2 separate regions of the Homo sapiens genome follow, and region 2 is linked to region 1. Evidence: chromatin loops called from intact Hi-C (ENCODE). Cell type or tissue: PC-3. All regions are shown on one strand. Each heading gives the region's core, and the rest is flanking DNA. Links, peaks and the distances in the headings are about the cores only. Region 1 has its middle 340 kb from the start of ZNF717. Region 2 has its middle 470 kb from the start of ROBO2.

Region 1 (5,396 bases), core at 193-5,192:
TGTAACTTTATTGAATTACCATGAATTATCTTATTACAATCTCATTGCATAGAAGTCCAGCTGACACTTATGAACATTAATACTACTTATTAAAGGGCTCACAGAAATGAAAAAAAGAAAATGATGTCGAGAAAAAACATTTTTACATTGTCTCTGGTGCCTCATTGATATTATGTCAACTGGTGTGTGTAAAAATTTATGATAAGTGTTCTGGTCACTAATTAATGGGTGAGATAAGCTTTGAGCTTGCCCTGATGTATTTATGTCAAGCAATCTCACCATAACAATTGTTCCTAAAAGGAAACTTTAGGGCATATAAGGAGTATAGAGTACTAGATAGAGTCATAATGAGATAAAAAATCCTGGTGAAACTCAATAATCCATTGTAAATAACACTCTAGCTAGAAGATATAAAGATTCCTTGAAATCAGGAAATAATATGGCAGAAATTTTAATTAGACAGAAATAAGCTATTCAAAACCTGAACAATATTAATTGGATTTCCCGCATATTTTCGAATTTTTTCATTAGGTAATTTTTTGTAATTCAAGAATAGTAACTTTTATATTTAAGCACTCTGATTCTCTTATTCATCTTTCTTGACATCAATACTAGTGTTTTTTTAAAACAAAAAAACTCATTATTTTTAAGATAAACCTCGTTAAGAAGTTAGTGATTACTTTCCTTCACTAAACAAGTTGTTTTGCTAACAAGTACAACAGTGAATATATAAGCTTAAACACTTCAGCATAAAACAAGGATTTCTAGGAAGTCATTCAAAAAAGCAAGAAAGAAAAAGGGGAAAGGGGAAAAAGCCAGGTCATTTACAACTGGGAAACATACATCACCTCCACCCCATAAATATGATGTGAAGCAGTAGGGATCAAGGTGTAGGAAGAAAAGGTGTAAGACGAAGCTAATACACCAGAGAGTGTGAACTAAGCACCAAGTACATTAGAAAAAGGAAGTAAAATGAACTCCTTCAAGGTGAGGGGCACAAGAGAAGAAAACTCTGAATCCTCGTTTTGCAACAGTGGGAACAAAAATAAAATATACTAACTAGTGACAGGAGAGTCCAAAACATAGTTAGGTTCCAGAAGCAGAGGAAACCAGCAAAATAAATAATTAATAAGCGAGTAATATTTCCATAAACCAGTTAACCAGTTTGTTATTTGCAGAAAATCAGCAAAAAAGAAAAAAACATCCCATGAAGTCGCTCAACTTATTGGTTAGAGAGAAGTAAGGAAAAATTGAACTTACATACAAGAAACTCATTAATAGTAGAAAAACTTTAGTCTTGAACATAGCTTTGACTTCTACCTTAACAATAGTTTATTCATGAAAATATTGTTCCTTCAATAATGACTAATAAAAACATTTCGATAGGATATGTAAAATGACTGTTTTCAAAGGAGTAAAAAATAGGGAAAAATACACGGAAAATGCAAAATTCCCCACAGAAAAGATGTTGCTGGGGAGCAGATAAATATTCTGACAATATATTTTCACCATGAATTAAAAAGAGTATTTGCTTCAATTAATTAAGAATGCCAGGCAAGAGCTCAGGGAAGATATGGCAAACCAGTTGAGAGAGATCTGAAAACTGAGCTGTGAAAGTTCCATAAAAAATGAAAGAAAATATGAAAACAGGTCGGGCACGGTGGCTCATGCCTGTAATCCCAACACTTTGGGAGGCCGAGGTGGGCAGATCAGGAGGTCAGGAGATCAAGACCAACCTGGCTAACACGGTGAAACCCCGTCTCTACTAAAAATACAAAAAGTTAGCCGGATGTGGTGGCAATCCAGGGTTGAAATCAATTTTTATAGGTAAAGAATAATTTAGATCACAAAACATCAGACAATTGAAGAAGGGTATTTTTATTGTTACAAATCACATTGCACAAATGAATATATATGTCCATCATGCTACAGTATCAACAACCATAAAGCAGAGAGAGCACGTAGGGAGAAACAGATAAATACATTAGTCTGTGTATCTGTGAAAAGTAAAAAGGAAAAAATAAGTAAGGACTTAGAAGACTTAAATAACATAACTAATAAACTTCAAATTACCAAAGTCTGTATCTTGAAAGAGAACACAATGTGCTTTTAAGTATCCATGGATTATTTTTAAAAATTGGTCATATTTTAGGTCACAAAGAAAAAAATCAATAAATGCCAAAAATTCAAAAAATGCATCTTTCTATCATTCTGCAAATATTCATAACAACAAATAAAACCATCTGGAAATAAAAACTGAAATCTCTCTCCTTGAGTCACAGAAAAATCCTATTCAAGACTGAAAAATATCAAGAAAAATAAAAATACAGAGAACCCAAAATATTTTTCTAGACACAATCCACAAATCACCTTCTGAGAATATGATCTTGTTTCACTTATTTACATTTGGTTAAATTTGAGGTCCAAGAGCCTAATAGCCACAGAGAAAATAAATAAAGGAGCTGAATCAACATTCATGTTTGACTGACTCTAAATTTTTTCTTTCCACATTAGTCATCAATGCCTTTCAGAGCATTAGAGCCATTTTTTCTTCATCTGTAAAATGAGGAAGTTGAGTTACAAAACAACAACTAGTGTTTTTGTGTGGCTTACAGTAGAGCATGCAGTGTTTTTGCATGTAATGCAGGCTTTCCATGCATTCATGTTTAACCTTCATGTCAACTGTATGGGGTAAATACAAGTATCATGACTAATTTAAAAGAAAATACATTGAGGAATAGAGCATTTAAATAATATCTTCACGTTACATAGATACTATCTAAATAGTCAAGTAAAAATCTGAATTCAGAGAGTCTATTTGGCTGTAGACTTAGGCACATTTTAGAGACTGTCTGCCTCAAAGGTACTCTCTAGCTCTGGAATTCTGTTAAGACACATACCTTGGTATTCATGGCATGAATGTTTTAAATAATTCATCACAGAGCGAAGTATGGCTTTCAGTGAATTATAGGTGGATAAAAAGAATAACTATTCAGATGAGTTTTTCTCCAGGGTAAATGAAGAGTAAAATGCCAGCATCCAATCACACAGAACAACATACTCAATTGTCAATGAAATAAAAGAATTGTTTCAGTACTGTAGGCAGCACATGTCCCAAATAAGCTTTTTTAACCAACACAGATGGTGTAGGTTTGATCCAGAACTGTTACATAAACACTTAGCTTATAAATGAAATTGTCTAACCTCAGTGACAAATAGCTGTACATCTGCTTAATAATCATTCCTGTACCAATTTTAGGAGAGAGCACTGTAATTATTTTCCCTGATTACAAAGAATTTGGAAATGAATCACACAGATGCTTTGCTATGTACAGTTAGACAATTATTTTCCTCCCCCCTCCTTACTACTCAATAATATTTCTTTATTATGTTGAACCTAAAAATTGAACTAGGAAAGGTAAATGTTAGCCAATATGCCAAAGATAGTAATCTCCCAAATTGCTACTACTGGAAAAATAATTCTACCATATGGACTCTATTCGACTGATTGTGAAATTGCTGTCCTCATTAAATGGTATGCATGACCCTTAGTAGTATAACCACCATTTTCCTCTTTTAGAGACCCAATAATTTCATTGCCTCTCTTTCATCCTTGGAATACAAATCTTGTCTAATAATAAAATGTTCCATCTTATTCTTGGCCCATGTCATCTATTGCTGTTATGCTCCCTTCAATTAGACTCCTCAAAAAAATTTTAATTATTTATTATGTGGCTATCAATCTAGTAGATACTATAGGGGATAAAAATAAGACATAATATTCGACAGTAAGTATTTATATTGCAGGCAAGTATTGTTCTGTATTTGTAGAAGGAACTCTTATACTACAATACCTTACACAGCTTAGGAGAATTTTTATAGAAGTTTTTCAGGGGTTCATATGAACAAGATAATTTGAGAGGTTCAAAGAAGGGTAGAATCTGAGCTTGGTAAATTTTCTTCTGGCATTGCTTTTACAATTGCATTACTGAATAATAGATTCTTAGATGGCCAACAAATATATAAGGAGTACTTTCTATATGACTGATATGTGGCAAGATCTTTAAAGTAGAGTGGTCCTTGTTATCTTGGAATCTTAGAGATGAAAGAGACATTAAACCATTCATTGATTAAACTAAGTATCTCAAATGAGAATTTAAAAGTACATGAAAGTCTGTATAAAAATACAGTACTGTAGCCCATATAGAAACCAACAGAAGTAACTCAGTTATGTTTATTAAAGAACAGTCATGTGCCTAATATCAGGATAAGCAGATTATATGGTAGAGTAAGTAAGTATTACTAAATTCTGCAAACATAAGTTTGAACCTTGCCCTACCACTCACAACCTGTGATCTGACAGCAATAAAGATTAACATTAAAAGAAGAAAAGCCTCCAGGCGTGGTGGCTCACGCCTGTAATCCCAGCACTTTGGAAGGCCGAGGTGGGCGGATCACCTGAGGTCAGGAGTTCAAGATCAGCCTGGCCAACATGGCAAAATTCCGTCTCTACTAAAAATACAAAAATTATCCAGTCATGGTGGTGCATGCCTGGAATCTCAGCTACTCTACTCAGGAGCCTGAAGCAGGAGAATGGCTTGAACCCAGGAGGCAGAGGTTGCAGTAAGCCGAGATCATACCACCGCACTCCAGGCTGGGCAACAGAGTGAGGCTCTGTCAAAAAGAAAGAAGACAGAAAGAAAGAATGAAAGAAAGAGAGAGGAAGGAAGGAAGGAAGGAAGGAAGGAAGGAAGGAAGGAAGGAAGGAAGGAAGGAAGGGAGGGAGGGAAGGAAGGGAAGGAAGGGAAGGGAAGGAAGGGAAGGAAGGGGAGGGAGAGAGAGAGAGAGAGAAAGGAAAGCAAGAAAGGTAAGTCATGTGTGGTCAGTCTTTGAAAACTCCTGTTCTAATACTCTATGACTGATGAGACCTGCTCAAGATTCTCAGAGTGTATGTGCGTAAAATAAAGTAGGTTCCTATTTTGAATGTCATTTTTTTCCTATGATAATATGACATTTCACAAATGTTAAAAGTACAACTTCTTTTTTATTTATTTATTTTTATTATATATTAAGTTCTAGGGTACATGTGCCCTAGAAGTATAAGAAAAAGTACAACTTCTTGTAAGAAAGTTAACCCTAAGCTTGCCTCTGAATTCCTGAGAATATCAAATCAATAATTATATAAAACCATTAATATTTTATTGGACCACTAAATAATTATAATATGTTATTAATTAATGTAATTCTGACATGATACCTTCGGGTGAGTCATAATCTCACTGGTATTCTGGCCATAAAATCAAGAGTTTTTTGTTAACTAAGTGAGCTATGGTAAAAAAAAATTACGAAAGTTATTCACAGTGAACATAATGTTCTACTGTTTTTGTTTGAATTGA
Region 2 (5,396 bases), core at 140-5,139, 450 kb before region 1:
GAAGTGCTAAACTAACTAATTAAAATTAATTCAATCCTTAAAAAATGAGCCCAACAAAAACCAACATTTTTTGTTTGCTGGATTCCTACTACACAAATGAAGAGGCTGATACCCCAAAAAGCAAAAGAAGGAAGAGAAGTTTATGCTGTCAGTAGCAAAAGACCTGGGACAGAAGCTAGGCACATAGCATTCCAAGACTGCACAGCATGTTTAAGGAATAACCCAGTTCAGTGTGTCCCGGGACTATGATGGACAAAGTCTATGGAAATAGGTAAGTGTGGATGGAGATGCTACTTGCAATATTCCCTCAAGGGGCTAGAATTTGCCTTTTGCAATGCTTAACATTTTTGAGCATACATCAATCTGTGACTCAGAATAAAGTTGTGGAGTCCTCCTGAAGGATGTCAATCTATACTTATGCCCCAAGCTTTGCAGTCATTCTCAGAGACTTACATACTTTTTGACGTATTCATTTTGACATAAGAATATCTATAGGTGGGAAGTAAGGACTCCTTAAGGTTTTTAGAAATCAGATTAATCTGTTTATGCATTGTTTGAGCACACTGTTCAAGTAAATAGCATTTTGACTAAATGTCGATGATGGAGAATACAATTCTTAGCTTCCTCCAGTTAGCACCAGGACTCACTTCCTAGTTCAAACTGATACAGTTCCAACCCCATGATTTCATTAAAAAACAAACAAAGACAAAAACAAAAAAGGAAGAGAAAAACAACCACCCTACCTCAGGCACAAGTAGAGAGAGATGATGATGATGGTGTGGTTAAAGGTATCCGGTCTGAAGCTGGATGCACAGGTTTAAATATCAGCTTCCCTAGTTACTAGCTGCTCAGGATCTTAGATTTTTTAAAACCTGTCTGTGCTTCAGTTTTGTTCTCTCTAAAATGGGGTTAGTGATAGTACTGCCCTGCTAAAAGGATTCAATAAATTTGTACTTACAGTGTTTATGGCAGTCTTTGACACATAGTAAGTGCCACATATTATTTATAGAAAGCATTTCTATCAAATACTTCAGGTATAATATCACTTCTTAAGGTGTTATAACATTTATATGACTACATTTTAGAGGATATAGTTGCATATCTAGACTTTCCAAAATCTTCAGAATACATCAATGATATCCAGGCTGAACTTGAGCTCTTGGGCTCAAGTGATCCTCCCACCTCAAAATTCAACACTTTTAGAATGGTCTGCCTTTAGTAATTTACTTCCATTATTTTCATTTCAGTACATTTTAAATACGCAGTGCAATACGGAAGATGGTTTTAAAAAATCAGCCTTCTAAAATGTGACATTTTTTTTCCTGTACATAAAATGGAGAAATCAGCTAGAAATTACCTTCTATTTCTACAAACTAATAATGTAATTTAACTTAAACAGTCTTAGTACTTCCTGGCTAATTAATTATGTAATGTTAAATATGAATTTGGGACTCATTAGAGAAATATGTAACTACTGTATGTTATTACCTAACTCCTATGAATTATATTGTTCTTTGTCTCTTGATTTATTAAATTAATAAACTCTACCATTATCTTAATTGGAGTTTTACACTTTGATAATTCTATCTCATGAAGTTAACTACTGGTTTGTTTCTCAGTATCTTGGTATAAAAACCTCTAGGTCTCATATTTACTCTGGTAATTTTATTGAAAAGATATTTTATGGCTTCCTATATTTTATTGTTTGTGATTTAATCAGAGTTGGAAAAATTCTGTATATTATTTCAAACAAAGAACAATCTGAAATTTACACATTTTCCCAATAAAATGAAACATTACCACTCACTACATGTATTCTGGTAAAATCTTATCTCCTAACAAGTAACATGACCTACACATACAAATCTGGCTTTGAGAATGTTTTCTTTTGTTAATTGAATGCTGTATTAGTATTTCCTGGTTTCTTTTCAATAATACTGCATAATACTTAATATTTATTTAACTCACACAGGAACTGTGAGTTATACATGCTAGAGATAAAAAGACCTTACATAATTTCATATCACCTGTGCAAATATGATCTCTCATCTTCCGGAGTTATGAAGCACATGATATTTTAAGACTTCTTTAATCTTCATTACATAAGTTTTAGAACATTTTTTCTTGTATTCTGTATGATACAGTTTTGTCATACATGAAATGGTAAGAAAATTAACAGATATTTCCTGATTAAGTCAGGAGAGAGGTAGAATTCTGAAAATAACATTTATGCATCCATAAGATGTACAACAGAGATATTTTCTTTCTTATTTGAGGAGCAGGGCTATAAAACTAGATGGATGACTTTAAGTAAAAAGAGCAGAAAATTCACATTTTTGACGATTCTTGCACAAGTTATTAATGTAAATCTTCAGCAGCCTGTATGTTTCTAAACCAGATTACCTTCCTTAAATTTCAATGAGCATGTTCATATTTGAACAGTAGAGGGAGCTCTAAAAAAAGCTTAGCAAATAGATGAAAAGTTGCAGTTTGCACAAAATTCTAAGTAAAAATTCCTTAAAAAGCTTTTGTTTTAAATCAACACATTGATTTTATTTTAAAAGATTGTGTGCTTTTAAAAGCTCCTTATATGGTTAATATGTTTTGCTCATTTTTACTATTTGATAATTGAGTTATTTTAAAGCGCTCTAGATGTACGAGTTATTTTTTACATCCCATTAAGTTTATGTGTAAATTTACTTAAATGTGTCTAGACTAAGTTATTTCTATGATTTATCCTCTCTGTTTTAAGTATGCCACAGATGCATTAACAGTTTGTGAAGTCACCATAAACCTTATTGTTCTAAACCTGGCTTACTTACCCTGTGGATCTAGTCAAAACTGGACTGGAAAAAAGCAATAGCTCCATTGGAGCCCAGAACTATCCAATGGCTATCAGTAGTTGACCAACAGTTGATATTTACTGAGTGCTTATTAGAATCTTTATTTTTTATTTTTGGGGGCAGGGTCTCGCTTTGTTGCCCGGGCTTGAGTTCAGAGGCATGATCAAGCTCACTGCAGCCTCGATCTCCTGGGCTCAAGCAATCCTCCCACCTCAGCCTCCTAAGTAGCTAGGACTACAGGCATGCCCCACTATGCCCAGCTAATTATTATCATTATTTTTAATTTTATTAGAGACAATGTCTCCCTATGTTGCCCAGGCTGGTCTTGAACTCCTGAGTTCAAGCAATCTTCCGGCCTTGGCCTCTCAAAGTGCTGGGATTACAGGTGTGAGCCACTGCACCTGGCTGCTTATTGGAATCTCAATGCTGTTCTGGGTCCTTTAATAAGCATAAAAGAAATACAACCAAGTGAAAGTGTTCGCAGAATGGGGTGGCTATAATGGTAGTTGGAAAGGACTTGGGAATAGAGCTGGATTCTCAAGGATGGTTCTACTTTTGAGTTGACTATGTTACCTAGATATAATGACTCATACATCACAAGGCCCATTTTGAGGATTATACAACTTAACAAAGGTACATTTTATTAAAATATTACTGAATCACAAGTATTCAACAAATACCTCCCTTTTACCTCCATATATAGTAAAACTAGTATATGTGCATAATTCATTGTTTATAATTTCACAATCCTAAAGTCTCTGAAATCTGATGTTTTTCCCATACAATTCTCTATGTGGCAAAACCTGGCCTGACTCAAACTAAGTCAGCGACAAGCCTTGATCTCAATTGATATGAAGATATGTAATTATATTTTATATTTTTATAAACACTCATTATTTTGCTGAACAGGAACATTTGTTTTTAATTAGCTGGTGCTTATCCAGATGCCCACATGTATATGTTCTATAACATCTAGTATATGCATCCCTTATTGTTCTAGACCCAGAAAACTTCTGAACTGAAACACAATTGGCCCAACTGTTTTAGACTGAGATTGTGGCTTTGTACCTGTCTCCAAACTGTCTTCAGTCTTGATGATCATGTTTAACTTATGATGTTAGAAAATATAGATGGGTGTCTATCATGCAGAGAAGATCCATGCAATAACCCATCTTCAAAAGGCCCATAATACATACAGAGATTTATATCTATATCAAGTCATTGAATAATCGATATCTAAATGATCTAAATATTAAACAGCATTATGTGGAAGCACTTTGAATTCTTGTTACTCATAGGGACTACTTGTTTATGACATTTATTTAGTTGCAGATTTAGTTGCAGGTTTTACATATCAATTCTAAAATATATTTACATCATTTAGTAGAACATAGAATGCTATGGGTCTGCATATTGTAAAATACAGTAAAATCTATTAGATAAGAGGTGACAAATCAAAGAGAAAATGATTCAGATTAAATTTAGAAAAGGGGCTGGTGATAAATAAATAAGGTACAATATATCTCACAGATTCTTAAAATAATCTTGATTATGCTTTAATGATGACTGTAATAGGTGGGATGGCAGAAATACTACCAGAATTTCTCTTAATGAAATAAAAACCTTCTTTAAGAAAAGCAATGTGGCCAGGCGCGGTGGCTCACGCCTGTAATCCCAGCACTTTGGGAGGCCGAGGCGGGTGGATCACGAGGTCAGGAGATCGAGACCATCCTGGCTAACACGGTGAAACCCCGTCTCTACTAAAAATACAAAAAAAAAAAAAAAATTATCTGGGCGTGGTGGCAGCGCCTGTGGTCCCAGCTACTCGGGAGGTTGAGGCAGGAGAATGGTGTGAACCCGGGAGGCGGAGCTTGCAGTGAGCCGAGATCGCACCACTGCACTCCAGCCTGGGTGACAGAGCGAGACTCCGCCTCAAAATAAATAAATAAAATTAAATTAAAAAAGAAAAGCAGTGTGAATTATTTCATATTCCTAAAAATGACACATAAGAATACCAGAGAAAATAAAAATAGATGTCGATGAAAGTGACCAGTTCAGATTTTAGCAAGAAATTGTACTAGTAGTTGAATACTATGCAGGCACCCCTATTGTTCAAATGTTTTTACATTTATGTAAGCAGGGTGCAGTGGCTTATGCCTGCAATCCCAGCACTTTGGTAGGCTAAGGCTGGTGGATCGCTTGAGCCCGGGAGTTTGAGACCATCCTGGGCAACATGGTGAAATCCCGTCTCTACTGAAAATACAAAAATTATCTGAGCGTGGTGGTATGTGCCTGCAGTCCCAGCTACACAGAAGGCTGAGGAGGGAGGATCAGCTGAGCCCGGGAGATTGAGGCTGAAGTGAGCCATGATCCTCCCATTGCACTCCAGCCTGGGCAACAGAGCAAGACTCTGTCCAACCCCCCCCAAAAAAAAAAAAAAAATATATATATACACACACACACACACACACACACACACACACACAGACAGATATATATATATATAAAACAGTATATATATACTGACATATATATATACACATATACACTGAT

What was found. Hi-C counts contacts between places; a loop is a spot of excess contacts. Peaks named below come from ENCODE experiments on the same cell type or tissue, not always from the same donor. Only the 100,000 strongest peaks of a DNase experiment are listed, where the experiment ranks them.
Region 2: a loop joins it to region 1, with 3 times the contacts of the local background. A loop is called at or near these places in 2 of 110 quality-filtered maps.

Annotation. Positions count from the first base shown.
Region 1 is chr3:76,119,300-76,124,695 of GRCh38, reverse strand. It overlaps a transcript of ROBO2 not described here. Among named protein-coding and RNA genes, the nearest start is that of ZNF717, 340 kb to the right of the region's middle. In PC-3, for the core only: no CTCF peak of the experiment used is centred there; a DNase peak (open chromatin) is centred at 2,485.
Region 2 is chr3:76,567,697-76,573,092 of GRCh38, reverse strand. It overlaps a transcript of ROBO2 not described here. Among named protein-coding and RNA genes, the nearest start is that of ROBO2, 470 kb to the left of the region's middle. In PC-3, for the core only: a CTCF peak has its summit at 2,444 (motif pointing right); no DNase peak of the experiment used is centred there.